Regions from separate parts of the Mus musculus genome. Here region 2 is linked to region 1. A link is a loop called in an ENCODE intact Hi-C map of the cell type or tissue named here. Cell type or tissue: heart. All regions are shown on one strand. Links, peaks and the distances in the headings refer to the core of each region. The heading gives the core; the rest is flanking DNA. Region 1 holds the start of Fam219b (family with sequence similarity 219, member B). Region 2 overlaps Csk (c-src tyrosine kinase).

Region 1 (15,432 bases), core at 2,474-10,473:
GTGACTTTGGTGTTACAGCCATTTTCTCTCACCTGTGCATGCCCCCTCGTTCCGTGTCGCGGTTCCGAGTATCTTACCTGCTTGCATACTATTAGAGAACCTTGGCCTGCGCTCGGTTCTGACATCCAAGTATGCAGGGACTCCTTACCACCATGTGTTCACTTGCTCAAACCGGGGAATCTCCAGGCCAGAGACTTCATGTTCCTCCCAGTGTTAGCTGAGTAGGCACTGAGCAAGTATCTATGTGAAGACCAAAGACCGAAACCACCCTCCCACTTGGAACGAACACTGCTTTCTTTATTGTGGGTCCTGCACATTCTGAATACACTCCTCCCTTATCTGCGTGTTCCAGGAAACTCAGCTCACCCTGCTCCTGCCCTCCCAAGACGCCTCCCTCCTCCCTCTGGCCCAGGCTGAGCGCCTCTTCTCTTGGTCAGTTTCCAGGGCACATTTTGGCCCATAGCATGTTGTGCCCTGTGCTTTCTGGGGTAGGCAACCATCCCAGTTTGCTAAGATGGACAGACTTCCTGAGACATGGGAGGGAGCTGAAGTGCTAACAAAGGGGAAGTCCTTGGTTAGTAGGGAATTTGACACTCTCCATGAAGCTTTCGGGTTACCTCCCTGTCTGTAATAGATTTTGAGCTTAAGAGCAATAAGTGGTCCCTAATTGGGAGACTGTTTTTGGGCAATTGTCTGGAGACAATGTTTTTTGTCAAAATCTAAACAGATGCTAGTGGTATATGTGTTTTAAATATTTTTTCATATAATTTTCCCCCATACCTCTCTTTGAGAGAAAGTTTCTTGTATCCAAGGCTGGCCTCAAACATGTTATATAGGCACGAATGGCCTTACTGTTCTGACACTCCTCCCTCCATCTTCCGGGTGCTGGGATTACAGGCATGTGCCACCATCCCTGTTTTTTTGTGGGGCAGAGGATCAAACCTAGGGTTTCATGCATGTTGGGCAAGCACTCTACCAACTAAGGTACGTCCCTAGCCTGTATCATTTGAGAAAGGGTCATACTCAGCAGTCCAATCTGTCTACCTCTCACTCACGGTGAGCCTTCTGCCTTGGTGCTAGGATTATAGCTGTGTACCACAATGCCCAGCTGTTGTAGCCAGGCCAGACCTGTGCATGGTTGAGGTGAGAGATGATATTTTTGTGCAAAGATGAGGGATGAGGGATGTTTAAGAGAGGCCCCGTCTAAGAGCTGCATTTGTCAGGTAGGGACTGTTCACCAAGGCTCCCTTGTCAGGGTAAAGCTGTGGATACCATGTGTGTCTTAGTGGCCTTGGGATGCTCTGTGACCCTCAGTATTTGACGGAAACAATATGGAGGACATTTATGGGAAGCTCTTGCTGCAGCTGCACCAACAGCACCCAGGTGATATCGGATGTTTCGCCATCTACTTCCTGAACCTGCTCACCTTGAAGCCTGGGGAAGCCATGTTTCTGGATGCCAACGTACCCCATGCCTACCTGAAGGGAGGTGAGCCCATTTTAGTAGTAAGCCCCAGGGCCACCCACCTTGGACCTTGTTTGTTCATATGGCTGAAAGAGAGAGGTTGGTGACCTCGGGGTGACTGAGCCAGTATGGATGGTAGTAGCTGCCAGCTGGGCGGTAGATACTGCTCACAATCTGCCACTAGCTACAAGTTCTGATGTTAAGCTCCTTTGATGAGTGTGGAAATCTGAGGCAAGCCACACTGGACAAAGCTGCTGTTCTCACTTGTGACTGCATACCAATGCTACCTGCCTGGAGAGATTTTTACACTAAAATATGGGTGATGCAACAAAAGGATGCTCTTTGTGTGTGAATGCAGGTGCACATGGACCAAAGGATGTGCAAGGAGCTCAGGAGCCTGGGGGTTGGAGGTTCATCCTTATTCCACTTGGTTTGAGGGTCTCTTTTGTTTTGATTTTGTTTCTTTTTATGGGTTTTGGTTTGTTTTTTCACCACATACTCCTGTCTAGCTGGCAGTGAACTTGCAGAGAGTCTCTTGTCTCCCCGGAGGACTGCCGAGATTACCACCATTGTGTTACACACTGGCATTAATGTGGGGTCTTGGCATTTGACCTCAGGTGCTCATGCTTGCATTTTTGCCCAGGGAGCCTCCCTTTTTATTGCTGTTCTTGTTTTAAGACAGGGTCTCCACTCTGTAGCCCAGGCCGGCCTCAAATGTGTGGCACCCCCTCCCCCCTTCAGCCTGTGAGTGCAGTGATTATAGACTTGAACCACCATGTCTGACTGGATGTCCCGTTTGACTGTTTGCAGGATTCTGTTGCAGAAGTCTTGCTAATGCAGGGGCTAACATAATTTGGGGCCTAATACCTTCACATATTTTCTTACAATGCTATTCACACATTTTAACCCAATTCATAGGCACTCACATGGCCTAAGCTAGGAGGCTCAGCCCTAGAGAGCCAACTTCCATGGCGTACTTCACCATCTTATTACATGACATTTCTCTGTCTCTAGACTGCGTGGAATGCATGGCATGTTCGGACAATACCGTGCGTGCTGGCCTGACACCCAAATTCATTGATGTGCCAACCCTGTGTGAAATGCTCAACTACACACCTAGCCCCAGCAACAACAGGCTGTTTGCCCCAGCACAGAGTCAAGATGACCCCTATCTCTCTATCTATGATCCTCCTGTGCCAGACTTCACTGTTATGAAGATGGAGGTAAGTAGGTGGACCAGGAAGGTTCCCTGGGTAGCATGTGAAGCTTACATGGGGATACCTGGGGCTGGATTTCCTGTCAAGCCCACTTAGTCGGGGCAGCCACAGAGCCCATCTGTCTCTCTGCCAGGGACCAGATGTGGGCCTTCGTAGTGCCAAGAGCTTGAATAATGGGAAAGGAGGCAGCAAAGCCCCCAAGGTGGTCTAGAACCCAGGAGTAGAGTGCAAATTATACTATTCTATCACTTCTTTCTGACAGGTCCCTAGCTCTGTCACTGAATACAAAGTCTCAACACTAGACTCTGCCAGCATCCTTCTGATGGTCCAAGGGACAGTGACAGCTATCATACCTTCAGCCCATGCAGAAATCCCTCTGTACCGTGGTGGAGTGCTCTTCATTGCAGCCAATGAGAGTGTCTTACTGAAGATTACTGTGCCCAAGGATCTGCTGATATTCCGGGCCTGCTGTCTGCTGTAGAGACTAGTTCTTAGTCTCTCTGCCTACCACTGTATCCTGGCCAGCTCCATATTTCAGGTGTAGCCCAATCCCTGTCCCTGTTGTGCACTCTTTGAATGTATACTGGATTAGAAGCAGTAAATTTGGCATTAGTAACTCCAGGAGCATGCCCAGGCTGGACCATCTTCAGGACAAGGTTTCTGTATGCATGAAGCCTGAGGCCTGCCACTCTTCTGTACCCTCTCAACACTGTTACCTCTGAGCCAGTGTGTCCACCAAAGAGGCAACCACTCTGCCCTAGCTGAGGTGTTAGGCTAACAAAGCATGCATCCCCCAGCATTAGCTCAGCATGCTCTCAGCTGCAGAGAAGGGAAGGGAAGGGAAGGGAAGGAAGGGAAGGGGTAGGCCAGTGGACTAATGAAGCGTATTCCCTCTAGCTCCGTCAAAGTAATTAAAGATCACTTGTGTTGAGGATACAGAGTGAAGAGCAGTCAGCCTTTGGTATGCCTGTCCCTGATGTGGGAGGAAGGAGCTCTCTGATGATGTCCAGGTTTGGTTTGAATTCTTCATACAGCTTCGTGGGGGTGGGCAGGCTGGATTCCAGAATGCTTTTACAGGAAGGGGTGGGAGAGGAAGCCAGCTCCAGCCTCAGTTGGACAGCTTGCAGGGAGGCCTTCTGCTCCTGTAGTTGACTTTTTCTGAGACTGTCTTCATGTTCCAAAGGTTGGCTTTGGAGCTCTGCTTCTGCTTCCTAATGGCCCCTGGTGTTTGCACATGGTATGTATGTGCACATGGTATGTATGTGCACATGGCATGTATGTGCACATGGCATGTATGTGCACATACATGCACCTGCGTGTTACTCCTCAAGAACCATCACCTTTTTTTGAGACAGGGTCTCTCACTGGTGCCTGGAACTCACCAGTTCAGCTAGACTGACTAACTAGCAGGTCTCAGTGGTCCTTCATCTTGACCTCCTCAGAACTGGGATTACAGGTGTGTGCCACTACTTTTGGCTTCTTATTTGGGTGCTTGGGGTGAGGGCTCAGGGATTTGAACTCAGGTCCTCATACTTGCATGGTAAGCACTTTAACAACTGAGCCATCTTCGTAGCCCCTTTATGTATTGTTGAGGTTATCAGACAGCTCAGGCTAGTGCTATGTATTGGGGGCTGGAGACACAATTCAGCAGTTAAAAAGTACTTGCTGTCTTTGCAGAGTACCCAGGTTTCATTCCCAGTTCCCATGTGGTGGCTCACAATTGTAACTCCAGTTCTAAGAGATTTGACGCCTGTTCTGACTTCTATGGACTCTTGCACCTGCATACATGTAGTACACACACACTTAAGTGTACCCCCCCCCCCCACATAAGATTAAAAAACCAAAGCTGGCTTTTAATCCCAGCACTTGGGAGGCAGAGGTAGGTGGATCTCTTAAATTTGAGGTCAGCCTGGTCTAAGTTTGAGTGAGTTCCAGGATAGCTAAGGTTACACAGAAAAACTGTATCAAACCAACCAAACCAAACCAAGCCACCCACTGCAGCACAGTACAGCTCACTACCAGGACTGCATTTATTATAACAGACTATGAAAGTGCAAGGCAAGAAAGAGGACTGAGGGGCAGTGTAAACAAACGTGGGGGAGGCACAGGCACTCCTGAGGAGGCTCAGACGCCCTCCTTCCCAGGGACAGCCTCCCGCAGAACACCCAGCCCTTGGAATTAAGGCAGTTAGGGTGTGAGCACCTCTGTGCCTTTATTGGTGTTATTTTTGTCTGTCCCCTAACAGCTGCCCATTTCTATCCCTCCTAGCTGGACACTACTGAGCTTTTTCCACAAGTAATGCTTTTCCACACGAGGCCACCTAGCTCGACAACTTTCCTTCCAGGGACAGTTCTAGCCAAGTACAACTACCCCAGAGAGTGTGGTTTCTTGGGCACTGCCCACCCCCAGGAGCTGCCAAATGTCCAGGCTACTCTGTTTTAACCAAACAGAAATAGAACTCCACACTTAAGTTCCACAAGCCCTTGTGGCCTCACTGAGCCCTACCACCAAGTCTTTCTCTACTCTGTACTATCTCTGTTCCCTCTGCACATGAGGACTCCACCTCTGCAGAGCCCTAGAAGCCTGGATATGGTCTGTGTTCCTTCCCTGCAGGCCATACATAAAGTGCTCAGAATGAGATCCTTGCACAGAGTTGCAGACTCCCACTGTAGAGCCCAGGCAGCATCTATGACCCAACCCAAGAACCAAGTAGATGTGCCTCTGGCTTCTGTCCCATCTTCCTTCTTGTGATGCTGCCAAGCAGTCGAGTAAAAAGCCCCTAGACATAGTATACTCTTTTCAGCCTTCCACAGCCTGAGAGCAACAACAAAACCCCCTGCTAGGCACTGGCAACAATCATGAGAACAGATTTGTGGCCAAGTAATAGGGAAAGCCTTATCTTTTGATCTTACCTTTTTTGCTACTACCTATGAAAGGACATAGCAGGCATATCATTTCTCCTAAGCCTCCAGTAATCACTGGACGGACAGTCACATGTGGTGCCCAACCCCTAACTCTGACTATTGCCGCCCCTTATGCTGGGAACCGTATCTACCCCAAGCCTCACCACACACCTGGGTAAGATAAAGCAAAGAGGCCAGGCAGTGGTGGCGCACGCCTTTAATCCCAGCACTTGGGAGGCAGGGGCAGGTGGATTTCTGAGTTCAAGGTCAGCCTGGTCTACAGAGTAAGTTCCAGGACAGCCAGGGGGCTACACAGAGAAACCCTGTCTCGAAAAACCAAAAAAAAAAAAAAAACCCCAAAGAGGAGGACCCGGGCAGAGGGGGACTGGGAAAACTAGATTCCAGGAAGAGGCTTAGTACTGAGTCTCAGGCTTGGGGCTTAGCTGTGTTCTCCCAGAGGCTTTTTTTTTTGTTTTGTTTTGTGCATCAGCCCTAGCCTTGCACAGGCTAGGCAAGTGCTCTACCAGCCTGTGAGCCCTGTGCTGGGGAGAGAAATGTGCCTTGTTAGAGGGAAGGCCTCCTTGCACTGCAGATTCATCAACTCAAGTGGGGTCCAGGAGCTGGCTTAAGTCTCCCCTTCCCATCCTGTCTAAACATTTCCATGTAGGCCAGAGTCACACAGCTACACCAGGACACCTCTCATCCATCAATACTTCTCAAAAGCTTACACAGCTAAACATAGGAAGGCACTAACTTCCCAGCAGCTCCCTCTGCTGGTAATAACAAAAACTGCAGATTCCTGCCAATCCAATTTTTACCTCAAAAAAAAAAAAAAAAGTCGGAGAAACTCTCCAATGCCAAGGAACTACAGATAAATAAACATATACAACAGAGCAGTTCTCTTGTAACAGGGGAAGGGCCAACAGAGTTACTAAGCCCATCCAGACAGCAGGGCCAGCAGAATGGTCCAAGTTCAGAGGTTCTGAAAGCCACAGGCCCACTCCATCATTAAGTTAGATTCCTTGCTGTAACCTAAGGAACAACCCACTTGGCGCTTCCCAGCTGTATTCTTTGAGATTCCTCCTGCAAGCCATAAAGTGCTGCTCTCTGCCTCTCACCATACCCCCAGCACAGCCTGAGTGAAGGAGTTCGTTCTTTCTTCTCCCTCCTCAGGAGGAGTCAGAATGTCTGTAAATGGTTTTCTTAGCAATCAGCATAAGAACCTCAGGAAGTTTCTCCTCCCTTATTAAAGTGGCTTCCTGAAACTGCCCCAGTGGGAACCTGCCGACTTCCACCTATCACCTATGACCCAGACGGGGGCCTCTGACATGAGAAGCACCAGGTGAGGGCTCCTGTAGGCCACTGGCCTCCCCAGAGGTCAATGCCTCCAGTGGTTCTAGGCTGGCGGTGATACCCAGTGCACTGAGTATCACTGTGAAGGGCCATTGGGGCCATCGGCCCATCCTGGAGGGCTATGGCTACTGGAGGGTACAGGAAGAATCCCCAAGGCAGCACCAGCAGCAAGAACACGCGGAAGAAGCAATAGGCTTAGGAGGAATGAGGTCCAGGTCCTCATCATCTGGAATCTCATCCAGGTGATATCCATCCTGCAGCAGCTGCCGGCTCACATCCTGGTTCACCTGCTAAAGGAAGAGGACAGAAGTGTAAAACAGGATGCGAGGCATACAGAGCTGCTGCCTAAAGGCAGGTCCCTGCTCTACCTAGCCCCAGGCCTCTGCACATCCTGCATTACAGAAGGACGGCCCTTTCTGTGCAGTGTCTTTCCAGCAGTGAGGAACTCCCCAGAGGCTCACTGAGAACCAGCCAGGCTTCTCTTTAAAAATCTGTCACCCAGATATCCATATCAAGATTGAAGAATATGGGGCTGTCCTCTGTGGTGGTACATGCCTTTGATCCCAGCACTTGGGAGACAGGCAGGCAGTTCTGAGTTCAAGGCCAGCCTGATCTACAGAGCGAGTTCCAGGACAGCCAGGGCTATGTAGAGAGGAAGGTTGGCAACAGAAAACTAGGCTTGAGTATTAGAGGTATATGTGGAACAGTAGAAAGTGGTAGGGGGACAGCATTGCTGCTAGTTCCTTCTGTGCTGGCAGGGCTAGGTTCCTGCAAAGCCAGCCTGCTTTCACCAGGGTGCTGGTAGGCAGGACATCAATGATGCTAGGACATTTTTAGACTTGTGATTCTTGACAGAATTTCCTTAGTTTTTGACAATCTTAATGTCTTAGACATATAAGGAGGGTACAATGTGCAAGCTGTTTTCTCCTTTGCAAAACTGAGATTAACCAATGATTCCTAGGAGAATAAAGACGAGCTACCCAGTGCGGCCATGTCCCTAACTGCAGCTCATTTGTACTTGTACTGGCACATGGTACCATGCCTGGCTGAGAATTTTCTGTCCCTTTGGTTCTCGCTGGGACAATCACTCTAGAAAGATGTCCTAAAGACCAGCCTAGGAGGTGTGCTCATACTATTGCCAGAGATGGAACTGAAGAAAGCAAGCTCAGTGGAAGATGGGTGGGGGAGGGTTGAATGCTGACTCAGAGAAAAAAAGGGAAGCCTTGAATTACCTTTCAACACTGGAAGGCAAACCTATGACCAGTGGGTCCAGGCTGCAAGAAACAGAAGACCTGGAAACTACCCAAAGAGGGCAGCAAGCAATGTTTCTTAGATGTAGTGAGTGACCAATCACAAGAAGCATTCCAGCACAGTTTATAGACACTTAGCCGGAACTTAGAAAGAGGATTCCAAGATTATGGACTTGACATCACTTCTAGCTCTGAGGATATATAGTCTCCTGAATTTCAACAGCCATCCTAAGATGCCTGTCTCTCTTTGCTTAGGGAAGAGGGAATAGTGGAAGACTAGGGAGCAAAGTGGAATCTAGCACCGTGCTGTGCACACAGCAGGCAGCACAAACATTTTGGCAGTGGTGGGTGGTGACCTGCCTGCAGCCTGACCCTGCACAGATAGGCGCTCTGGACTTGCCTCTGCAGAGGAATACCCGGAGGAATATCTGGATTCCAGCTCCCCATCACTAGGAGAAGAGGAAGACAATCAGTTCAGGGGACATCTCTGTGGCACAGCTGCAAATGGCGAGGGCATGCAAGGGGGTCTGAAGGACTTGTGAAGCAAAGACTGCACACCAGAGAACTCAAGCCCAGAGTCCCAGTGAGCACCAATGGCTCCCGCAGGTGATTCTCGCTAAAAGTGCAAGCCCAATAGGACAGGAACACTTCCAGCCATGCTATCCCTGGAAGGGACAGCAGTCAAAAGAGAGCAGCCCTGGAGTGTACATGAAGGGCCTCGGGGGAGAAAGGCAGCAGGCAAGGGCATCAAGCACTCTGCTGATCTATTCAAGTCACTGCTGACTATTTCCAAGGAAAGCACTCACCTGTCAGAGTCGAGGGACACCAGGTTTTCATCTGGACTCTGGCTAAGAGCAGTGTAGCCCTTGTTAAACTTCACTGACCTGAGATGGGGCGGGGAAGAAAGCAGAGGCATTTCACAGGGAAGGCCAGAGCCCTGATCCCTATGCAGAAAGAACTGAGTGGACTATTCCAGACTTTCCTTCTACCCGGTCACAGTCACCACGAACTGCTGTTCTATGCAGTTGGCTCCGGCTTCTCGGATTCTTTTCTGGCCCACTCTACTGCACTGAAAGCTCCTAGGAAAGGCCCACCTCCCCATTTCAGGAACCAGGTAAAAAGCTGCATCTTTCCACCTTAGCCTGGGGATCCCAGGCAAGTCACATTTGAGTTTCAGCTATAAACAGCTGTGTGAGGTCTTATTCAGCTCTAAGAGGGTACCATTCTGCCTTTAAAAAACAAACAAAAAAAACTCCAAAAATACTGCACGGGCTCTCCATCTTCACTCCCGGGACTCCAGCAACCATCTCATCCTTTAATGCTATCCTATCTGTGCACTGATGCAACTCCCCTTTTACAAAGTCTATTTTATGACTTTTCTATTTTGCACAGTCTTTTAATAAAGAGTAGAGGTAGTTCCAGTTCTCACTCTCCCACCCAGCCCCATCCCTCCTAGTTCCCATTCTTAAGATACCAGCAAATAAGCTAGCTAGCTCAACCTTAAACAGTGCCCTGATTCCCAAACAGGAAGGGATAGGGCCTTTGAACGCTGCTGACAGAGGAAGTAAAAAGCCCAGTGAGACCTTTTCCCTGAAGAATCGGGTCGGTTCGTCAAGGCACCCAGCATGCCCTTTCTCCGCAGAACGGCCTTGGCATGGTCCCGGTGCTTCTCTGGAAGTCAAAGGGTCTTATGTCAGCCAGGTCTTCCCCATTCTGCTGCTTTTCGGACTGTCGGGGACAGGAGAGGGCTGCACCTAAACCCCCTCCACTCTGGGGACAAGATCACGGGGCTCTAGAGACCAACCCCAGGCCACAGCAACCCGCTCGGGCAGAGACCCTTATGCAGCCCACTGCACTCACTCAGCTTAGCCTGAATGGAAGGTGCGCGTGTCACCAAGTAGGGTCCCCGCTTCTCCATGGCGGGGGGCGGGCGTTCCCCGAGCCGGAGGCCCGCGCCGCCGCTCTGTCCGGAGGGCAGCCCCGCAGTTCCTGCCACGCTGTCGGGAGCCGCGCCAGGCTGAGACCCCTGGGTGGACATCCGCACCGCATGCCCGCGGAACTCCTCGGTCGCCATGACCGGTCCCGCCCCGCTCCGCCAGTGGCCAGACCGGCGCGGGGAAGAACGAATGACAAGACGTAACACGCCTTTAGAAAGATGGCGGCGCGCAGGCGCGGGTTTCCCTTGGCGCTTTCCGGCCGCCTGCTGCGGAGAGAGCATCAAGGTTCCGCCCTACCCGTCAGGAACTGGCCAGCCCAGGTCTTGCCTTTCAGGTACTCTGAGACCCGAAGTCTGTCTGAGCCTGTGGATGTGCAGGAAAGTCAGTTCAGTCTGTAGTCAAGTAAAATGACACATGGTAGGCTAGCGGGTTGTGCCGACCCAAGTCGCGTTGCAGGCCTCTTTCACCGCAGCCGGGGCTCCTTTAAGACCAATACAGGAGGGGTCGGGCTCATATGAAGGGGCTACAGGGCTCTTCTCTAGAAAACAGGCCTGGGAGGGTCAGGATTTACCCACGGCATCCTACACAAATGCCACCGGTTTTTGGTTTCTTGCCTGTCCGAGACCTTGGCAACAGCTGGCTCTTTTTTGTTTGTTTTTTGTTTTTTTCCGAGGCAGGTTTTCTCTGTGTAGCCCCCTGGCTGTCCTAGAACTCACTCTGTAGACCAGGCTGGCCTCGAACTCAGAAATCTGCCTGCCTCTGCCTCCCAAGTGCTGGGATTAAAGGCATACACCACAGCTGGCTCTCTTTAGGCATATTTCCACACTTAAATACAACCTTGGGGCTGGAATTATATAGCCCAGAGATAGACTTCTTGCCTGGCATGCAAAAGGCCTCCCTCCCTCCCTCTCCTTTTCCCTCTCTCTCTTTCCTCTTCTCTCCCTCCCTCTTTTGGTGGTAAAATGGGAAGTTAGGAATGATGGTGCACACCTGTAAGCTCAGGTCAAGGGAGGTGGAGGCCGAGTTCATGACAAGCCTGGGCTATAAGTCCTTGTCTTAAAAAAAAAAAAAAAAAAAAGAACGAAAGTCCTGCAGTAGCAAAAATAAATTGGACACCAGCAAGCAGGGTGAAAGTGCACTCTTGAGTCTATGTGGCAGGGTACAAGGCTGTGTCAAGACTCTTGACTCTGGCCCCCAAGGGATGTGCTTGTGTCTGGCTGGAAATAAGCTCCAGATCCTTGTAGAAACTGCCAAATATCGCGAGACTGTTCCATGGCTAACACATTGTCAAAGGGTAGGTCAATATTGTACAGCCGAAACCCAGGGACAAAAGAACAAAAAATGCTGCATAGGAGAAAAAGAAGCATTTGGGATCAGAGCTTTGGGAAAAAAAAAAAATCAGATTTGATAAAACCTATGCTATCTTGTGAATTCCACCCCAAACTATCTGCCGGACTCCTTTTATTTTTAGGCAGAATCTCGCTATGTAGCTCAGACTGGCCTTAAACTCACAATCCCCGAGCTTTGGTTTCCCAGGTACTGGAATTGCAGGTTTACACTACCATTCCCAGCTGTTGGAATTGCTTACTTCCAGAAACACACAACTCAGTTTATTGTTCAGCTGGGGAATACAGCTCAGTTGTTGAATGTTGCCTAACACACATGAAGCCGAGTTCATTTCCAAAATAAGTGAGACAATTTTGTTGGAGTAAGATCAGTATCCACAAGATCTGGCTAATCCACAAAACTCCAAGTCACCGGACTGAAGCTGGCCTGAGAAATCAGGTGAAAGAAATAATCAGATATGCCAAACCGGTTTCATCGGTGTGACAGCATAGCTCTCTATGCCTCAATAATAATAATAATAATAATAATAATAATAATAATAATAATTCTTCCCCCCCCCCCCAAGACAGGGTTTCTCTTTGTAGCCTGTGTTGTTCTGGAACACACTGTAGACCAGGCTGGCCTCAAACTCAGGAATCCACCTGCCTCTGCCTCCCAAGTGCTGAGATTAAAGGCCTGGGCCACCACTGCCTGGCTGCCGTAATTCTTTTGTAGAAAAAAATAACCAGAAGTTACCTGTATTGGTCAGTTTTGTTTCCTGTCTCCCTGCCCTAGGCTTCTAAGCAGAGCAAAGTAATCACCCAATCCATTCGTTTGTTTCTGCCCCTGTGTGGCCTATAAACAAACCTTCCAACTCTGCTCTTTGGAAACAATGAAAAACGAAGTTGCCTAATTTTAGGGGTGGGAGTGGAGGACCCAGGATGTACTTGGCAGTAAAACATTTTCGCCTTGGTGACAATCTTCACCCTCACTGTTAAGTTGTAATTTTGTCTCAAGAAAAGTGCTATTTGGTAGATAAGAGTTTAACACAGGTCTGAATCTAAACCCCATTTCCTACCTTACTGCTACATTCTACTGTTTGCCTTAACCTGGTAGGAAGATATGAAAAGCTACAAGATGTCTCAGCCAGAGGCATTTGCCACTATGCCAGACAAACCAAACCTGAGTTTGATTTACTTAGTGGAGAGAACTGAATCTTTTAAGTTGTTCCCCTGAACTCCACACACTCATTTAAACGAAATAAAAAAACTTGAGGGGGGGCCTACAATATGGCTGATATGGTGGCAAATACCTTCAATTCCAGCGCTCAGGAAGCAGAGCACGCAGATCTGAGTTTGAGGCCAGCCTGGTCTAGAACAGCCAGGGCCACACAGAGAAACCCTGACTTGAAATACAAAACAAAAAGCCAGGATCATGTCTCCTGAGAGGGATATAGTTAAAATTCCACATAGCACAGAGGGTTTTTTTGTTGCTGTCTGGCCCGGAACTATGTAGACCAGGCTGGCTTTGGACTTAGTGGTCCACATGGCTCTGTTTCTTGAGTGTGGAGCTAAACACAAGTGCCACCATGAGTGAACTGCAAGACACGCAGATTATAGGATGGACTGGACTATGCAAAAATATGAACTGTATTTTATACCTTTTTTTTTTTTTTTTTGCTAGATAACTTGTGTGCACAGGTGTGAAAGTCAGAGTAACTTTCACGATTTGGGCTCTCCTGTTGTGTAGCTGTGGAGACTGAACTCAGGTCATCCATCATGCTTCAGAGCGAGCACCCTCGCCCACTGAGCCATCTTGCTGGCCTGAAAGCATATATTCTTCAAAGTTGATTCAAAATATGTGGAGTTGGGAGGGAAAAAGTCAGGAGCTGGTGGTAGGTGGGAATGTATAAAACTACCCTACCCTACCTCAGCTAATGAATGGTCTGCAGCAGCAGTGCTCAACCTGTGGCTCACAACCCCTTAGGGAGGGGTGTATGTCAAAAGACCCTTTCATGTGGGTTGCCTAAGACCATCCAAAACCAGGTATTTACATTACAATTCATAACAGCAGCAACATTGCAGTTATTAAGTAGCAATGAAAGTAACTTCATGGTTGGGGGTGGGGGGATTCCTGCATCAGGAAGTCGAGAATACTGCTCTATAGTCTAAAGATGCCCTCTTCTAAACAAGTCAACCTTCAGCCTATTTTATACTCTAAGGACCTTCCCTGGGAAACCTCTCCCTTGCAGCTTCAAACTGGAAATCCTTCCCATTAGTTTCACTCTTGTTATGGTCCAACGGCTCGGTCTCCCTCCCTGCTTTCCTTCCTGTTTGTTGCTCTGTTGTCAGCGTTGGCATGTCTGGTACAGGAGGCATTCAATGTCTGTAGCATGAAGACCATTACAGCATCACCTTATACACAGTCTATTATACACCTGGTAGGTAGATATGAACTGTTTTCTCTTTGGCTCCATCCATGGCCGTGAGGAAACAGACTATTTTAATAAGTCTGCATTCTGTATTAAGAGCCTGGATGGGTGCGGGGCACACACCTATAATTCTAGCGCTGGGAAGTAGAGGCATGAGGGTTAGGAGAGCTTCGAGGAAACAAAAATCCTTTCTTCCTGCTCCAGTGGTAAAAAGACCAAACAGATGACAGTTAGGTAACCTTTAGGGTCTAGCATTAGCACCCTATCCTAATTCTTAAGGCTTTAACTAAAATGGCACTTCCTTTAATGCCTTTTATGTTCATAGTACCTGAATGTATGTTCACAGAACTTCTAAATTTGCTATATTAGGGAGGAGTTGTTTAATATTTCTTAATGTTTCTTCCTACAAACACAGAATTCTCTAAGAACAGGACATCAGCATGAGTCCCTGGGATGAGTCATCAAAATAATATCTGGAGGAACATGAAGAGTGTCTGGAGGAAACTAAAAAGCAACAGCATGGGTTTATTTTAAAATATTTTTTCTTCTTACTCCTCTTCCTCCTCCTCCTTCTTTTCTTCCTTTTTTTTTTTTTTTTTTTTTTTTGAGACAGGGTTTCTCTGTGTAGCCCTGACTGTCTGGAAATTGCTCTGTAGACCAGGCTGGCCTCAAACTCAGAGGTCTACCTGCCTCTTCTTTCCAAGTACTGGGACTAAAAGTGTGTGCCATCACCCCCTGGCCAATTCTTTTTTAACTTACTTATTTATTTTATGTATATGAGTACACTGTCGTTGTCTTCAGACACACCAGAAGATCCCATTACAGATGGTTGAGAGCCACCATATGGTTGCTGAGAATTGAACTCAGGACCTCTGGAAAAGCAACCAGTGCTCTGAACTGCTAAGCCATCTCACCAGTTCCCCAATTCTAGTTCTTAACCAGGGTATGAGAGGTCTTCTGGTAGGGGAATCAAATTTTATTAAAGGTGAGAGTAAAACTAGACCATAGTAGGTTTCATGGTTGAACAAATGTTGAACATGCTGATGTTCACGTTGAACAAGTTTGATGTACATCTTTAAAACAACAAAAATCAAACTTACTAAAACTCCCCGCAGCATCTACATTTAACTTAATACTGTTTTCCTGTTGGAGTAACACAGCCGTACTGCTGTCCCACAGACCTATAAGCAGGAAGCAGTGAGAAGCTTGCTGGGATTATGGAGCTCCTGAAGTTAAATAGGGCTGTTCCCTTAGTACTTTCAAGGAAGGAGTAAGCCCCTTTCTCTAGTCTTTAACCACAATGCCTGCAAACCAATCACAGCAAAGACAAATACTCTGATGTCTAAGCTAACAAGGTGCTGCCGAGAGCAGGCAGAGAAGAGCTGGCTGCTGCACAGCACTTTTCTCCACATCACCTTGCTGACTGTCTTTAAGACTTTATGTACCCTTGGCTGACCTCAAACTCAAGAGATCCACCTGTCTCTCTCTGCCACCCATGAGCTGGGACTAAGACTGTGCCCCCATACCCAGCTCAGCCTCTGCTTCTCAATG
Region 2 (15,432 bases), core at 3,576-11,575, 89 kb before region 1:
CCCAAGAAAGGCCTGCCTGAGGCTGCAGCCACTGACCTCAGCACTTGGGCACAATGCCCAGCCTGTTCCCGGGACCCCAGCACAAGGGCTGCTGGGAGCAGAGTTTAGGGCAGGAAGTCAGATGGAAATATTGGCCTTGCCACAATCCCAAGCCCCTGTCCTCCAGTCTTGTGGGGGTGGGTAGCAGCTGCTGACCCTCTGGGGTTAAATATAGTCCATATAAATATTGGTTGCAGGACCTAATATACTTGTAGACATGCTTTTGCCTGCCTGCCTTCTGTCCTTCCTTCCTTCCTTGTCATTCATTCATTCATTCCTCATAACTGAGCAGCAGTTCTCAGCCCAGTCCATGCCAGCGATGCAGACATGAGTCAGACTAGCTCCCCTCTTCCACCTACACAAAGCTCCCTTTCTACCTCAGCCATAGGCCACTGCTAGCGAGGTCCTTCGGTGGAGCACTGTGATGTGAGAGACCCTGGAGGCAGGGCCAGCCAGCACAGCTGGAGAGCCAAGGAAAGATTCCTGGTGGAAGTGGCATTCAAGAGTGGTGTATTTTCACATTTATTTTTAAGGGGAAGGTAATACAGATGTTTGTAACTTTAAAAGAAAGCCAAGAGCTGAGGATGTCGCTGTGTCGGAAGTGTTTGGTCAGCCTGAAGTCCTGGGTTCAGTCTCCAGCCGTAGATAAGCTAGGTATGATGGCAGATAGCAGAGTCACTCATTGGAAGCCTTCCTTTGCTACACAGTGAGTTAGAGGTTAGCCTGGACTGCACGAGTCTCAATGTATATATCAAAAGAGGACAAAATAGGAAATACAGAATAACAGAGTTTTCCTTTAATTTGATCCCATCCCAGAGGCAACTTCTATTATTTATCTGGTTTTTTAAGGTGTATTTATTTTATTTTATGTGTGTTTTGCTTGCATATGTATGTGCATCATGTACATGCCTAGTATCAGTGGCGTTCAGTAAAGGGTGTCGGATTCCCTGGAAGTGAAGTTACAGACATTTACGAGCTGTCATATGTGTGCTAAGAACTGAACCCAGGGTCTCTATAAGAGTAACAGTTGCTCTTAACTGCTGAGCCATCTCTCCAGCCTTCTCTGTGTCTCTCAAAGATTCCCTAGACATCTCTAAGCTCAGGAATGTGTATTTGCTTTCTCTAAAACACAACTTGTGAGCTAGGGAGATGCTCTGCTGGCAAAGGTGCCTGCCACCGAGCTTGACTACCTCAGGTTGATCGCTAGGACCCACACGCAGAAGGCGAGAACCAACTTCCACAAGTTACCCTCTGGCTTTCAAATGTACACTGGGGCACACATCCACATGCATATAAATTAAATAAAATGTAATAAAAGATGCTAACCCACACAATTTATACCTGGGTGTGGTGGTGCTTGCCAGTAACCCTGTCCTGGAGGCTGAGGATGGAATTTGAAATCAGTCTGGACTATATAACCAGAACCTGTATCAAAAATCCAAAACCAGCCGGGCATGGGGCGCACACCTTTAGTCCCAGCACTCAGGAAGCAGAGGCAGGTGGATTTCTGAGTTCAAGGCCAGCCTGGTCTACAAAGCGAGTTCCAGGACAGCCAGGGCTACACAGAGAAACCATATCTCAAAAAAACCAAAAAAAAAAAAAAAAAAATCCAAAACCAGGGCTGGAGAGATGGCTCAGCGGTTAAGAGCACTGACTGCTCTTCGAAGGTTGTGAGTTCAAATCCCAGCAACCACATGATGGCTCACAACCATCTGTAATGAGAACTGACGCCCTTTTCTGGAGTGTCTGAAGACAGCTACAGGGAGCAAGCCGGGGCCAGAGCAATAAGAAAAAGTGTCTGAAGACAGCTACAATGTACTTACATATAATAAATAAATAAATCTTTAAAAAAATCCAAAACTAGCTGGGCATGGTGGCACACGTCTTTAATCCCAGCACTTGGGAGGCAGCAGCAGAAGCAGTAGTAGTAGTTGTTAGACACTTGTAGATCCTTTGCGTATATTTATGTGATCTTAACATTTTCCCACATTTACATTGCCTCTTTTTATTTTTGTTATAATGTGTGTGTGCGTATGTGCCCGTGTACATCACACACAGTGTGTGTCATTTGGGGGTCAGAGAACAACTATGAGGAGTTGGGTCTCTCCTTCCAGGGGTGAGACTCAGGTTGTCAGGCTTGACCACAAGTGCCATTGTATTGCCGGGCGTGGGATGGGGATCAGAACGGAGTTCCTCATGTGCCTCACAGTTTGCTTTACTGACCTGTTATCCGTACATACATGGCTGCATGCAGGGCTTGCTGGATTGCTAGTCACAGGCATCAGATGCCTTACTCTGGAGAGTTTGGTCTTTAAGTTTGGTGAGTGTGTGTGCCCATGTGCACTTGTGTGTGGATATGCCTGTGTGCACATGAGTGTAAAAGCCAGAGGGAAACCTTGGGTGTCATTCCTTAGGAACTGTTCATCTTGTTCTTGGGATGGGGTCTCTCACTGCAACCTGGGACTCGATAGGTAGGTTAGGCAGGCGAACTAACAAGTTCTAGAACCCCTGTTCCTGCCTTCCAGCACTGTATGACAGGCACATGCCACCGACACTCAGATTCATTTGGGTGCTTGGGACCAAATTTGGGTCTTCACAGCAAACATTTTACCTGCTGATCTAGCTCTTCAGTTGGTTGGTTGGTTGGTTTCATTTTTGATTTTTGAAACAGGGTTTCTCTGTGTAGCCCTGGCTGTCCTGGAACTCATTCTGTAGACCAGGCTGGCCTCGAACTCAGAAATCTGCCTGCCTCTGCCTCCCGAGTGCTGGGATTAAAGGCGTGCGCCACCACGCCTGGTGGTTTCACTGTGTAGTTAGTTCAGTGTGGCTTCAAGTGTGTACTCTCTCCAATCTCTTGCCACCTATTCTATTTTGCTTTCTGCTTGTATAGGAGGCTGTACCCTAGGCAGCATAAAAATGCCTTGGATGAAGGGAAAGGACAGGTAAGTAGTCAGAGTGCAGGTGTCTGAGAACAGGTGTGAGAAAGGGGGACAGAAACAGTGCTTGAAGTCAGCAAATATAGGGAGCTCCCGGATTCCCCAGAGGTCATAGGGCCAGGGCCAGGATACAGAGTTACTCCCAGAACAGTGGTCCTGCATTGCCTTCCTAGAGCGCCTTGGTCATTCAAGTGACCCCACAAAGGACTTTCTGTGCCTACTCACTGGCTAGTTGGAAGGTGGCTTTCAATAAGCAGTCTCTTTAAGCCACGCTGGCTATCAGCATCAGACTTTGCTGGAGAGACCATAAGGCAAGGCATCTTGCTCAGCCATCCTAGCCTGGTGACCTCACATGATTGACAGGTTAGAGGATGTCTGGTAAGGCATGTAGTGACCCAGGTGTCACAGCAGCTGGCTTCTCACCTAGCTGTTGTGTACATGAAGAATAAGAGCCTCAGAAGGCACTGCTATGGATGGAGTCAGGGAGGTTCAACTCTCCTGGATCCGGTGGCTGAGCAGTCTTCCCCTCTGGCAGCATCCCCTGACCACTGCTGCCTTGTCCCATCCTCTCCCCATATCCTTACCTACATGTCTGCTCTTTGCCCTGTCCATCCAGATAGACCACGGTCCCTGAGGGTATGCGAGATATGGAAGGCAGAGGCCACCAGGTAGGCAGAGAGTCCTGGCCAAGGAGCTCAGGAGTCTGAGGCAGGACATGACATCTCACTGGAGCTGTGGCCTCAGGCACGGCCTCACAGTACTCTGGGCTTTACTTGGGGCCTTCATCTGTAAAATGGGGTTGGTAATAATAGCCCCTCTGTTTCTCAGTCATTAGGATTGGACGAGCCATGAAGTGCCAAGGATAAGGCCTGACACTGAGTAAGTACTCAGAAAACAGGGCCTGTGATTAGCTTTATTATTATCATCAAGGCAGCAGGGAGGTGGCACGGCAGCTGCAGGCCAGGAAGGAGTGTTTGCAAACTGACAGCTGGAAGGGTGACTAACTGTGCCCAGCCTCCGCTGCCTCCTGTGGTGGCAGCAGTGAGTTCTGAATTTGGGGAGGGAGGAGGAGGTGTGGCAAGCTGTTGAGCTAATAGGATTTCCATAGGAGGACCCTAAGGTTGGGGCTCAACCAATGGCGGTGGGACCCTAGCTCAGGCTTTGTGACTTTGGGCAACTACTTGGACCTTAGTTTTCACTTGTATGAAACAGGGAAGGAGGCTCACAGCTCTTGCATGGCATCCACAGGGCCCAGGAAGTGGCTTTCATGCTCATGCTGGCTCCATCATGGAAATACTGGGTGTGAGGGGGTGGGGCCTATTCCACTCTCTCTGGGCGTCAGTCTAGACAACAGCTTGATAGCCTTGCTTGCTTCTGGCTGCAAGAAGGACTGTTCTGAAGGGGACAGGAGACATGTCAGGCCCTTCCAACTCTGAAGTCTCATTCTGTTCCCTCCAGTCTCCTTGCAGGGGTTCACTGTTCTCCGTTTCCGGGAGAGGGGATGTGAGGCCCACAGGGCTCATTTGTTCTCTCTGAGGTGGCATGTTGATAAAGCCAGGTTCAAGGCCCAGATCTGATCAGAACCAGGGATCTTGCTTAGGAGTTCCTTTCCCCACACCCTCTACCCTTGCTTCTGCTGGACTCGGGAGTGCGTGCTTCTGTTATCACCCTCAGGGCCCAACCATGGCTCTTTACGGTGCCATGGGAGGCTCCTTGCTACCCTGCAGTGTTCATGCCAGGGCCACCAGAACCCTTCTCATGCAGCAGACAGACAAGGGTGCTGGTTCTGCCTTATTTCATCAGCTTCTACCCAGACCAGTTCGTTCATTCATTCATTGATTCATTCATTTTATGTGTGTTGGAGTTTTGTGTGCATGTGTCTGTGTGAGGGTGTCAGATCCCCTGGAAGTACAGTTACAGACAGTTTGAGCTTCCATGTGGGTGCTGGAAAGTGAACCCAGAGGCTCAGGAAGAGCAGCCAGTGCTCTTAACCATCTCAGCTAATATACTAAGCTTCTCTGTGTCACCTTTTCTGGTCATCTTCTTTTCAAACAAGGTTTTAACCACATAGCTTAGGCTGGCCTCCAACTAGCCATCCCTCTGCCTCACCCTCTTCCCTCTGCCTTTCTAACAAGTACCTTTCTGTACCAAATTGTATTTGCTTGATAGGTCATGGACTTAAAACATAGAGATCTGCACCTCGTCCTAGAGTTTTGAACCCAGACTCTTGAGCATTCTAGGCAACTACCGTCCACTAAGGTCCCTAGCTCCCACCCTCTATCTTTGAAGTCTTAAGGGCTCAGTTCCCATGCTTCCTGCACGTGTGTGTATGTGCAGTGTGCACGCACATGCCCATACACATGTTACAGCACTTACACTGAAAGTCGTCTTCCAGTGGTAGTATACATACATAATGGCCTAAGGCTAGACCTTCCAGTGGTAGTATACATACATAATGGCCTAAGGCTAGACCTCACCTATCCCATCTCAGGTAGGTCTGTCACCTAACCCTGTGATCACAGAGGGCCTTGGCTCTGTTTTCTCACCAGAAAGGAAACAGTAGGCCCAGCGCCTCTGTATCTTTCTGGGGTTATCTGAGGCCTGGGGCTGTATTTGAAACGATAGTGGTGACAACACACGTGTGTGCAGGCATGCTTATTGCTCTTGGGGAATCACTTTTACTAAAGTGCATGGACAGCTCTCAGGGTACAGCCAGCAAGTTGCTTTTGAACAAACCCTGTGAGGGAGCTCAGAGAGTCCCCATAACCAATAGCTGAAGTCCCCTCACACTCTGTCCGGTCCTTCCCCGAGTTTCATCCTTACAAGCCTGGGCTGGTTTGACTGATTTTGAGCTTGATGCAAAGGGAGCCCCAGTGCTCCTGCTTTCCTGGGCCTGGCTTCGTGGTTGATGAGTGGCTGAGTGGGTCGAGCCACTGCTGAACCGCACTCCCTTCTGTGCCACCTCCCTACCTTGGCTACTTCATTTTCAGCACTTGGGCAGTTCCTTGTCTGACCGGTCCTACAGAGCACACCACGGGAGAGCACCTTCCCCTCTCCTGGTAGACACGGGCTGTTTCCTATTGGGTGTGTACTGAGAAGGAAGCACAGACATTGTCTGTACAGAGGCCTCTAAACAAGCTTTCCTGGACCACATAGCACCTGCCCAATTTCAGAGTTTCCCTGGACTCCCTTCCCTGCCAATCTTCCAGGCCTCTTTGGTCCTTTGGTCATATCAGAGACAGGACTGATAGCCACCTCCCTGGGACTCTTAAGTCTATGTGTTTCTATCCTGAGGCTGGATAGAACAGCCCTGGACCCACACGTAGAAGCCTTGGCACCAAGGCCTGCAGCTTTAAGGAAGAAGCTGATGGTCACACGCAGAGGTGGGGTCATCTTCTCACTCTTCCTCAGCTCCGCTCTTCTCCCACAGCTCTCATGGTACCAAGTCACAGATCGGCCTTCCTGTAGCACGGGGACGCCAGACCGCAGAAGATGTCGGCAATACAGGTATCGTGGGGCTGCGGTGGGAACAGTAGGGAACAGATGAAGCAGTCCCACGTCCCGCCCTCCCCAGGCCGGACAGAGAGTAGGTACTTAGAGCAGCCCGTTCCAACCCATGCTCAACCCGCCCTCCCAGTCAAGACTGTGTGACGTAACACTAACTCCAGTGTGCTCTGTTGGGCATGGGGCCCCAGGGAGGGCTACAGAGGAATCTGAGCTGGAGGGGCCGGAGACTTCTTTAGAAAAGGGTATCTCCCCCAGGTTCATGGAAGTCAGCTAAGATGATTTGGTCTCAAGGGCATTCAGGCAGGTTGGTAGAGAAGGACCCTAGGCTGTACCCACACACCCTTCCCTTATCCTGCAGGCCGCCTGGCCATCCGGTACAGAATGTATTGCCAAGTACAACTTCCATGGCACTGCTGAGCAAGACCTTCCCTTCTGCAAAGGAGATGTGCTCACCATCGTGGCTGTCACCAAGGTACTCGATGCTTGTCCCATTCTCTCACCTCCAGGGGTTTCCTCTGGGTTTGGCTCCTCAGGAGGCAGGCCTCAGAGTGTGTCTGTGTTGTCCTCTCTCTAGGACCCCAACTGGTACAAAGCCAAAAACAAAGTGGGCCGTGAGGGCATCATCCCAGCCAACTATGTCCAGAAGCGTGAGGGTGTGAAGGCAGGCACCAAACTCAGCCTTATGCCGTGAGTACCTAGATGACAGAGGGCTCAGGCTCCTGGTCTGGGGGACAGAAAGGAAGTGGCCGTGGTCCTCCTGGAAAGGCATCAGAGCAAAGCAGCCCCGAGTGTGGGTGAGGGCTCTAGGGGTGGGACTAGAGGTTGGACCTCACAGACGGGGAATAGGAACCTAATGAAAGGAAAAAGGGTACAGGAAGATGACACCCTCAGATGCTTGGCTGATTGGGAATTCTGGGAAGGTGTACGCAGGAGGCTCCCGGGTCAGTACCCTTGTGATCCCCAACCTTGCCACCCACAGCTGGTTCCACGGCAAGATCACACGGGAGCAGGCCGAGCGGCTTCTTTACCCACCAGAGACAGGCCTGTTCCTCGTGCGGGAAAGCACCAACTACCCTGGAGACTACACACTGTGTGTGAGCTGTGAGGGCAAGGTGGAGCACTACCGCATCATGTATCATGCGAGCAAGCTGAGCATTGATGAGGAGGTGTACTTTGAGAACCTCATGCAGCTGGTGGAGGTGAGTGGGGTACATGCCTGCCTGGGGGTGATCCTGCCCTTTCTCACACACACACGCCTGAGTCTACCTGAGGGCATTTAGTACAGACCCAGACCCAGCTCACCTGGCAGTGACCCAGACACATTGACAGCTTCTTTGAGTCTTTGGTTCCTCACATGTGTGGAGCACCAGCTGTGTGAAAGAGCTTAGGTCTGTCCCCAAGCTGCCCCCAAGTGCCCACAAATAGGCTGGTATCCCCATTTTATAGATCAGGACACAAAGGTTCGGATCAGCGAAGATCCCCTCGTCTACGCATTGGAGGTGTCTGTCTGATCCAGACCTCACTTCCTCCAGCACTCAGAACCTCATGTCGGGATGTGTACATTGCCGTCAAGGTCCTGGAGGCAGGCACACAGGTCCTTGCTGCTTCCAACACCGGCTCCACCCGTTCCAGCCAGGCCATATCTGGCATCAAAGACCCATAGGTTCCTCTGAGCTCACTCTCATCTCTGGCCCGCCCTGTCCCTGAGTACACACCTGCTAGAGACTGGTATAGGGAACAGGGCAGGTTTTGCTATCTACCTTAAGATATTGGTGAGGCCCAAAGCAGTAGTGACAACTGGGGGTCCAGTAGCTGAGTGTGGCTGGGGTGATGTGGGAAATGGACAGGCATTCCCACCCTTCTGGAAATGAAGAAACCTCTCCACACAAAGCAGCTCAAGGCTGTGTGGACTAGCCTCTGCTGCCCCCTGGTGGTCAGACATGAGCAGTGCGTGAGTCAGTGAGAAATGGGGCCCAGTGGGTCTGGTTCTGAGAGCCTGCCCCACCTCTGCAGCACTACACCACAGATGCCGATGGACTCTGCACTCGCCTCATCAAACCAAAGGTCATGGAGGGCACCGTGGCGGCCCAGGATGAGTTCTACCGCAGTGAGTGCGCGCTGCACCCGACCTCCCACCTGCCCACTTCCCCTCACCTGGGCCCTCTGCCCTTACCCTAGAGGCTTGGAAACCCCAGACACCCACATCTAAAACTGTTTAGTCTGTGCCTGTCATCTCAAGTGCCTCAGATTAGCTGTTCACTTCACTTACACTCCGCCTCCCTCCCGGTCCCTGTCCCCAGGTGGCTGGGCACTGAACATGAAGGAACTGAAGCTGCTACAGACAATAGGGAAGGGGGAGTTTGGAGGTGAGTTGACGGAGCCCGGGAGAGGGGTTAGGTGGGGGGAGCCCTGGGAGTCCAGGAACTAGCCCCTGCCTCTCCTGCAGATGTGATGCTGGGGGATTACCGGGGCAACAAAGTTGCAGTCAAGTGCATCAAGAATGACGCAACTGCCCAGGCCTTCCTGGCTGAAGCCTCCGTCATGACGTGAGCTGGACTGCCTGGGTGGAGCACCGGGTGGGGGGTTGGCAGGCCGAACTCCTGACCACCCTGTCCTGCCACAGGCAACTTCGGCACAGCAACCTCGTCCAGCTGCTGGGTGTGATTGTGGAGGAGAAGGGTGGGCTCTACATCGTCACAGAGTACATGGCCAAGGTAGGTTCTCCTCAGCCTCACCCTGTTCCTCCCACAGCCCCTCCACTCTGCCTGGCCTGGCCAGTCGTTTATTGGCCAACTTTAAACAAGTCATGCGAGCCGGGCGTGGTGGCGCACGCCTTTAATCCCAGCACTCGGGAGGCAGAGGCAGGCGGATTTCTGAGTTTGAGGCCAGCCTGGTCTACAGAGTGAGTTCCAGGACAGCCAGAGCTACACAGAAACCCTGTCTCGAAAAACAAAACAAACAAACAAAAAACAAGTCATGCCAACCTTTTCAGACCTCCGTTTTCCCACCCATAAGTGGCCCAAAGATTGTGGGGTTGAATGGTATGAACACTCTATCACTAGTGTTCTGGCTCCTCCCTGCTCACCCCCTCCTGTCCCTTTCTGTCCCACCCGCAGGGGAGTTTGGTGGACTATCTTCGATCACGTGGTCGTTCGGTGCTAGGTGGAGACTGTCTCCTCAAATTCTCATTGTGAGTAGTGCAACCTGGGTGGGGGTAAGAACTTGAAGGAGCCCCCTGCCCTGCTATGAGTGGGAGTCCCCGTCTGAGGGACATGTGGCTGTCCTGCCCTCAGAGACGTCTGTGAAGCCATGGAGTACCTGGAGGGTAACAATTTTGTGCACCGGGACTTGGCTGCCCGGAATGTGCTGGTGTCTGAAGACAACGTGGCCAAAGTCAGTGACTTTGGCCTCACTAAGGAAGCCTCCAGCACTCAGGACACAGGCAAGCTGCCAGTCAAATGGACAGCGCCTGAAGCCTTGAGAGAGAAGGTGAGCGAGGGTCCTGGAACCACCCCTCTAGAGCTCCCTAGGACCCAATGCTGATTCTCTTCTCCACATGGCAGAAATTTTCCACCAAGTCTGATGTGTGGAGTTTCGGAATCCTTCTCTGGGAAATCTATTCCTTCGGGCGAGTGCCTTACCCAAGAATTGTGAGTATGGGTCTGGAGGCCAGTGTGTGGCTGAAGCCGAGGGAGGGTGGGGCGGCAAGAGCATCCCACGGGAACCGCCTGTCTGTCTGGAGCCTGGGCCTCTGGTCTGTCCTGAGTAGCCTCCAGGCCATTCCCTGACTTCTTAGAGAGGGGCTTCTGGGTAGGGCTCCCTCTGTAAGACGCTGAGCTGACTCACACACCATCTGCTCACAGCCCCTGAAGGACGTCGTCCCTCGGGTGGAAAAGGGCTATAAGATGGACGCTCCGGATGGCTGCCCGCCCGCAGTCTACGAGGTGATGAAGAACTGCTGGCACCTGGATGCTGCCACACGGCCCACGTTTTTGCAGCTTCGGGAACAGCTCGAGCACATCAAGACCCATGAGCTGCACCTGTGACCTCTGCCTCCGCCAAGGCCATGGGCCGGCAGGGACAGGGCCTCGGAGATTACAGATCTGGTGCCCTGCTGCTTGCTGGGCCTGAACTTGAACTGAGCCCCAGCCGGCTGGTAGGCCTCTTGCCTCTGACCTGCCTGTCCCTTCTGGCCCCCAGGGACCCCACCTAGGCCTGGCATCTTCTCTCATGGACCCACCTATAGGGCTTGGGGTGCCCACTGAAGGGGCTGAGGAGAGGAGGCCAAGGAACAGGAGGAGTGCCGTGCAGCTGGCCTCCTCAAGGCCCCACCATTCGCCTTCTTAGAGTTTTATTCCTTTCCTTTTTTGAGATTTTTTTCCGTGTGTTTATTTTTTATTATTTTTCAACATAAGGAGAAAGAAAGTACCCAGCAAATGGGCATTTTACAAGAAGTACGAATCTTATTTTTCCTGTCCTGCCCCTGGGGGTGGGGAGGAATCAGCCTCTCTCTAGGGACCCATCACCCCAGCCCGTCCCCCATCCCGTGTTCCATGTCCAGTGTTGCCTCGGTCGCCTGTGTTTGCGCTTGACCATGTTGCGCTGTTTGCATGTGCCCAAGGCAGGCGTCTGTCGGGGGCTTGGATTTCATGTGCTGTGGCCGCTCACCCACACCGCCTTGTGAGATGGAATCAATAAACCACTCCATGAGGACACCGCCACCCAGCCTCGGCGCTTCCTCCGCCGAGCCTGCCTGTCTGCCCAGTCGTCTTCCCATGCCATCTTGTCCATCCCCCTGTCTCTGTGAGTGGGGCTGAGAGGGAAGCATGGCCAGGAGATGTAACCGCCTCTTTGTGTCAGCTGCACGAGCCAGTGTCCTGTGTCTGCCCGTGGGGAAGTGCTCACCGCTGTCCATCTCTGCCAGCTACTACCCGAGCCTGAGCTCCTGGGCTGCCTCGGGCTCTGGGACCGGTCCTTGGTATGCTGCTGGGGATTCTGGCTGCTTCTGCCGTGTTGTCCAGGCCTGAAGCACAAAGAAGTGAAGTCCTGGCGTGGCCAGATGGGATGTGGCTCTGGGGTGAGAGCCCAGATAAACATGCCTCAGGCCACACTGACCTCAAGGGTGATGGGAAGGGGAGCCCCTGGGGCTTCTCACGTCTCATCTAACATGTGACAGCTTTGCTCTTCCCCACCCTACTGTGTGCCAAGCCCTGTGCCCTCTTGGGCTTTGCATGGAGCGAGGCACCTTTTGTCTGTCCCAGCTGGGACACACAGAGGGAGAATGAGGACCAGTCATGGGCTTTCCTCCCCCCAGGTTGTCCAGGGCCTGCAGAGCCGCAGTGGGTAGGAGAGCCTTGATTCATTGAGATGAGTGGGGAGGTTCCCCTTGTCCCGTTGTGCTCTGGCCTGAAGCTCGTCTTCTGTCTACCTCCACAGGCCCACTGTGCCCCAGCCCCTCCCAAAGCAATGCCTCCCCACAAAGCCACCTTCTGCACATACTTCAGGCTAATTGTTATGAGTCAGTCAACTGCAAATGGTCGAATACCTGCTGTGTGTAGACTCTGCCGGATGATTCAGACATGGAGCGGAGTAGACTGGAATCCATGGTTAAGGGGACAGTCACACAATGACAGGCTCTCTTGTTGTGAAGGAATGCCTAACACAAGAGTATTGTCTATAGATCAAGAAGCAGCATTTGGGCTGAGTTCAGGATTGGGTGCGAGCACGAGTGGGGCTTGTATCCCCCGCCCCCCTGGACAGGAGACCTAGGCAGGGAAACTTGTCGAAGAGCTCTGAGAAAGTGGGTGAAGATGACTCTTTACAGATGGACATTGCTGAGAGATAGGAGATGGGGCTGGGGAGGGAAGGTTGTAGCCTGCATGTGGTTTTTATCAGGCCAGGGGCTCTTGGAATCCAGGAACACGTTTGAAGCAGCAGAGACATGCCAGGTCATAGAGTTTTAAAGTGATTCCCCCTGGGTGTGTGTGAGGCAAATAAGAATAAGGATGGTGGGGGCAGATGGACTCTAGGGAGATTAAAGGGGCAACATCGGAACTTAGTCATGGGGTCAGCGTGCACCACATGAAGGAAAGGGAGGAGCCAGACACCTCTGCCTTCTCTGGTGGGTTGTGTGTGAGGAAAACGACAGCTGGTCACCTGCCGAGGAGAGACGGACACAGGAACTGCTGAGGGCACACTGAGTTGTGTGTCTTGGGAACTGCCGAGAGGTAGGGAATTTTTGGAACCCAGGCTGGAGAAGGAAGTTGAGAGATGCCAGTGAGTGGATTGAACCTGATGGGTGAACATCCTATGGTAAGGGGCACAAGATGAACCCTGAGGGCGTCTTAGGACATCCGGAAGAGGAAGCCCCTGCCAAGCCAGCCCTCAGGAAGCTGAAGCAGGTAAGGTTATGCGTTAGAAGCCAACCTGGGCTACTGACTGACAGCCTGTCTTTAAATAATCAAAACTGCCTGTGCAAGACATAGAGGAGAAGCCTGAGGTGGAGCAGAGAGTGAGCCAGTGTCACCGAGGCCCAGAGAGCCCTGTGGGGAAGCCATGGGGGCCTGCCTCGAAGAAGGCACTGGGACGAGACTGTTGTTGGTTTCATCCCCAGTCTGAGGAAACTGGCCTCAGGGTAGCATCTGTGTTCCGCCAGGCCCATTCCAGGAAAATGGGTCCGTAACTGGAAGACGGGAGTAGAGGGAGTAGGAGGTCAGAGGCTCGTGCAGATTCCACTGTCCGAGGGAAGGACACTGGCCCATGGATCATGTCCAGGTCCTGAGGGGAAAACAAGCTATTGAACAGGCGTGGTAGGGATGGGTGGTAGAGCCAGCCTTGGAGTTGACCTCTGACACTGCAACGGAGGGAGGCACACACTGGAGCCTTGGTAAATGTTTGATGACCAAATTGAAACCAGATAGACACCACTGAAACCCTAGCACCTTTCAGGTGAGAAGGCACCCGGGCCATCTTGGCTACATACAGAGTTCTAGGCCAGCCAGGACTACAAGGTGAGACCCTTTTAAGAAAAGTGTCATAATAGCTTCAGGTTGGGCTCCTTGGGTCTGTTAAGCCATGTGAGGCCCAGGGCCTGCTTTCTCAGATTTTCCTGCTTCCAAACCATACCATACCTCTCAGCTTTGAACACATCAGTCAACCTCGCTGCCCATGGGCCCTTCTTTGACAAGAGACACCCTCCACACGCATACCCCATCTCTGCCCCTTTTCCTGAGTGCCTGGTAAGTGGCACATCCTGCTGCCTTTGCACTATTGGCTGGCTGCTGCTGGCAGAAGGTGACACCCAGCAGGACTTCTGGGTACCAAGTAGTACCGTATTAGGGGTACCTTCTAGGTTAGGAATTATGTCATACTCATTTACAACAACCCAGCAGCCACACAGATGGTTGGAGGAGAGGAGAAATGCACGCACAAAGAGAAGTAAAATCTGGGGCTGGGGCGTAGCTGGCAGTGTTTGCCTATCATGCACGAAGCTCTGGGGTTGATTCCTTGTAGTGCAGAGTCTGGGCATGGAGTCACCGGCACCTGAAAACTGGGCACAGGAGACTCTGCAATGGAAGTTCATCCTCAGCTGCAAATTGATCAGAGGCGGGGCGGGGCGGGGCGGGGCGGGGCGGGGCTGGGCTGGGCTGGTGGGTTAGAGCTCAGTTAAGAGCTCTTGCCTAGCATATGTGAGGTCCTGGGTTCAATCTCCAGCACTTGTTCCAGATACAAAAACACTTCAAAAAAAAAAAAACAAAAAACAAAAAATAAAAACGGAAAGGAAAGGAAGCTAGAGGCAGGAGACAAGAGACGGGAGAGAAACTGAAGGACAGTCTCAGGTGAGACGAGACTGGAGGGCTCAGCCTCCTGTGCCCGCTTTGCCTTAGGGTCCTGGGAGCTGGGCCTGCTCCTCCATGAGGCTTTATTGCTGGCTTCTAACAGGATGGCTGGGAGTAGCTGGGGAGGAGTTCAAGTTCCCTCCAGCCAATCTTCTGTGAAGCCAGGAGGTGGTGTGATTCAGGTATCAGTAAATGCTACAGCGAAGCTCCTATCCACTTTCAGGAGTATGGGTCGGGTCATTGACAGGAGGAAGAACGACTCAAATGCTGCTGTATCAACACATGGATGATGGTTCACAAAAGCCTGAGCCCTGGAGCTTGCTGCACAACTTGAAAGAAACTCCACCAGATCGGTGTCTTCCAGGCAGCTTCACCAGTCTGAACCTTCTCAACAGTTAACCCTTATAACCTTGAGGGCTCTTATATATCGGTCAGTTTCAGGGACTTCCTGAGTTCTCTGGATTGTGTATTTCCTGCGTCTCAATGAGCCTACCTCTAGAACTGGCAACTTAAAGAGCCTTCCCTCAGAATTTCCTGAGTCTTCAGAATTATTTACTAAGTTTCAATGACCTTCCATCAGGGTGGTTTGTTAGAACTCCAAGGAGATGAAGGAGATGATTCACAATACCTTGCTTGGATAGAGGTCCAAGTCAGGAAACAGCTGTAGGAGAACCCCAACCCTCCCACCCCAAACCCGAAGAATAGAATGGAGTGTAGCTCAGTGGTAGGGCTCCCTGGGTTGGATCTCCAGCATGAAAGAATAGAAAGCCGCAGACAAGCTGAGGATGTAGCTCAGTCGGGGAGTGCCTAGAATGAAGTCCTAGGCTTGATCCTCCACACCACATAAAACTGATGAAGAACCAGGCAGGAGAGACAGAACGAAGAGACAGATGGGTCTCTAAGTTTGAGACCAGCCTGGTGTAGGTACTACATGCCAGGCCAGCCAGGGCTACAAAGTGACATCTTGTTTGAAAACAACAGGTTTTTTTTTTAACAGCTGTAAGCTGGGCCTGGTGGTGTGAACACCTTTAATTCCAGCACTCAGGAGGCAGAGGTAGGCAGACCTCTGAATTCTGAATAGCCTGGTCTATAGAGTGAGTTCTAGGATAGAC

The links. Hi-C counts contacts between places; a loop is a spot of excess contacts. Peaks named below come from ENCODE experiments on the same cell type or tissue, not always from the same donor. Only the 100,000 strongest peaks of a DNase experiment are listed, where the experiment ranks them.
Region 2: it touches region 1 in a loop (2.3-fold over the local background); 2 of 42 quality-filtered maps call a loop at or near these places.

Annotation. Positions count from the first base shown.
Region 1 is chr9:57,532,450-57,547,881 of GRCm38, reverse strand. It overlaps Fam219b (family with sequence similarity 219, member B), which reads right to left and starts at 10,354. Exons shown (of 5, transcript NM_001166364.1): 1 at 10,048-10,354; 2 at 9,771-9,858; 3 at 8,994-9,071; 4 at 8,588-8,636; 5 at 4,695-7,227. The coding sequence starts at 10,261. The coding sequence ends at 7,063. Mpi (mannose phosphate isomerase) reads left to right here. Exons shown (of 8, transcript NM_025837.2): 6 at 1,315-1,488; 7 at 2,479-2,687; 8 at 2,944-3,614. The coding sequence ends at 3,162. In heart, for the core only: a CTCF peak has its summit at 6,359 (motif pointing left); a DNase peak (open chromatin) is centred at 10,371; H3K4me3 peaks cover 1,827 bases; H3K27ac peaks cover 1,301 bases.
Region 2 is chr9:57,622,417-57,637,848 of GRCm38, reverse strand. Csk (c-src tyrosine kinase) reads left to right here. Exons shown (of 13, transcript NM_007783.3): 2 at 6,406-6,482; 3 at 6,841-6,954; 4 at 7,057-7,169; 5 at 7,462-7,681; 6 at 8,496-8,589; 7 at 8,783-8,848; 8 at 8,929-9,028; 9 at 9,106-9,196; 10 at 9,599-9,672; 11 at 9,776-9,971; 12 at 10,046-10,132; 13 at 10,346-11,203. The coding sequence starts at 6,468. The coding sequence ends at 10,528. Among named protein-coding and RNA genes, the nearest start is that of Lman1l, 9.4 kb to the right of the region's middle. In heart, for the core only: a CTCF peak has its summit at 3,984; DNase peaks (open chromatin) are centred at 4,148, 8,418, 8,888, 9,078 and 2 weaker places.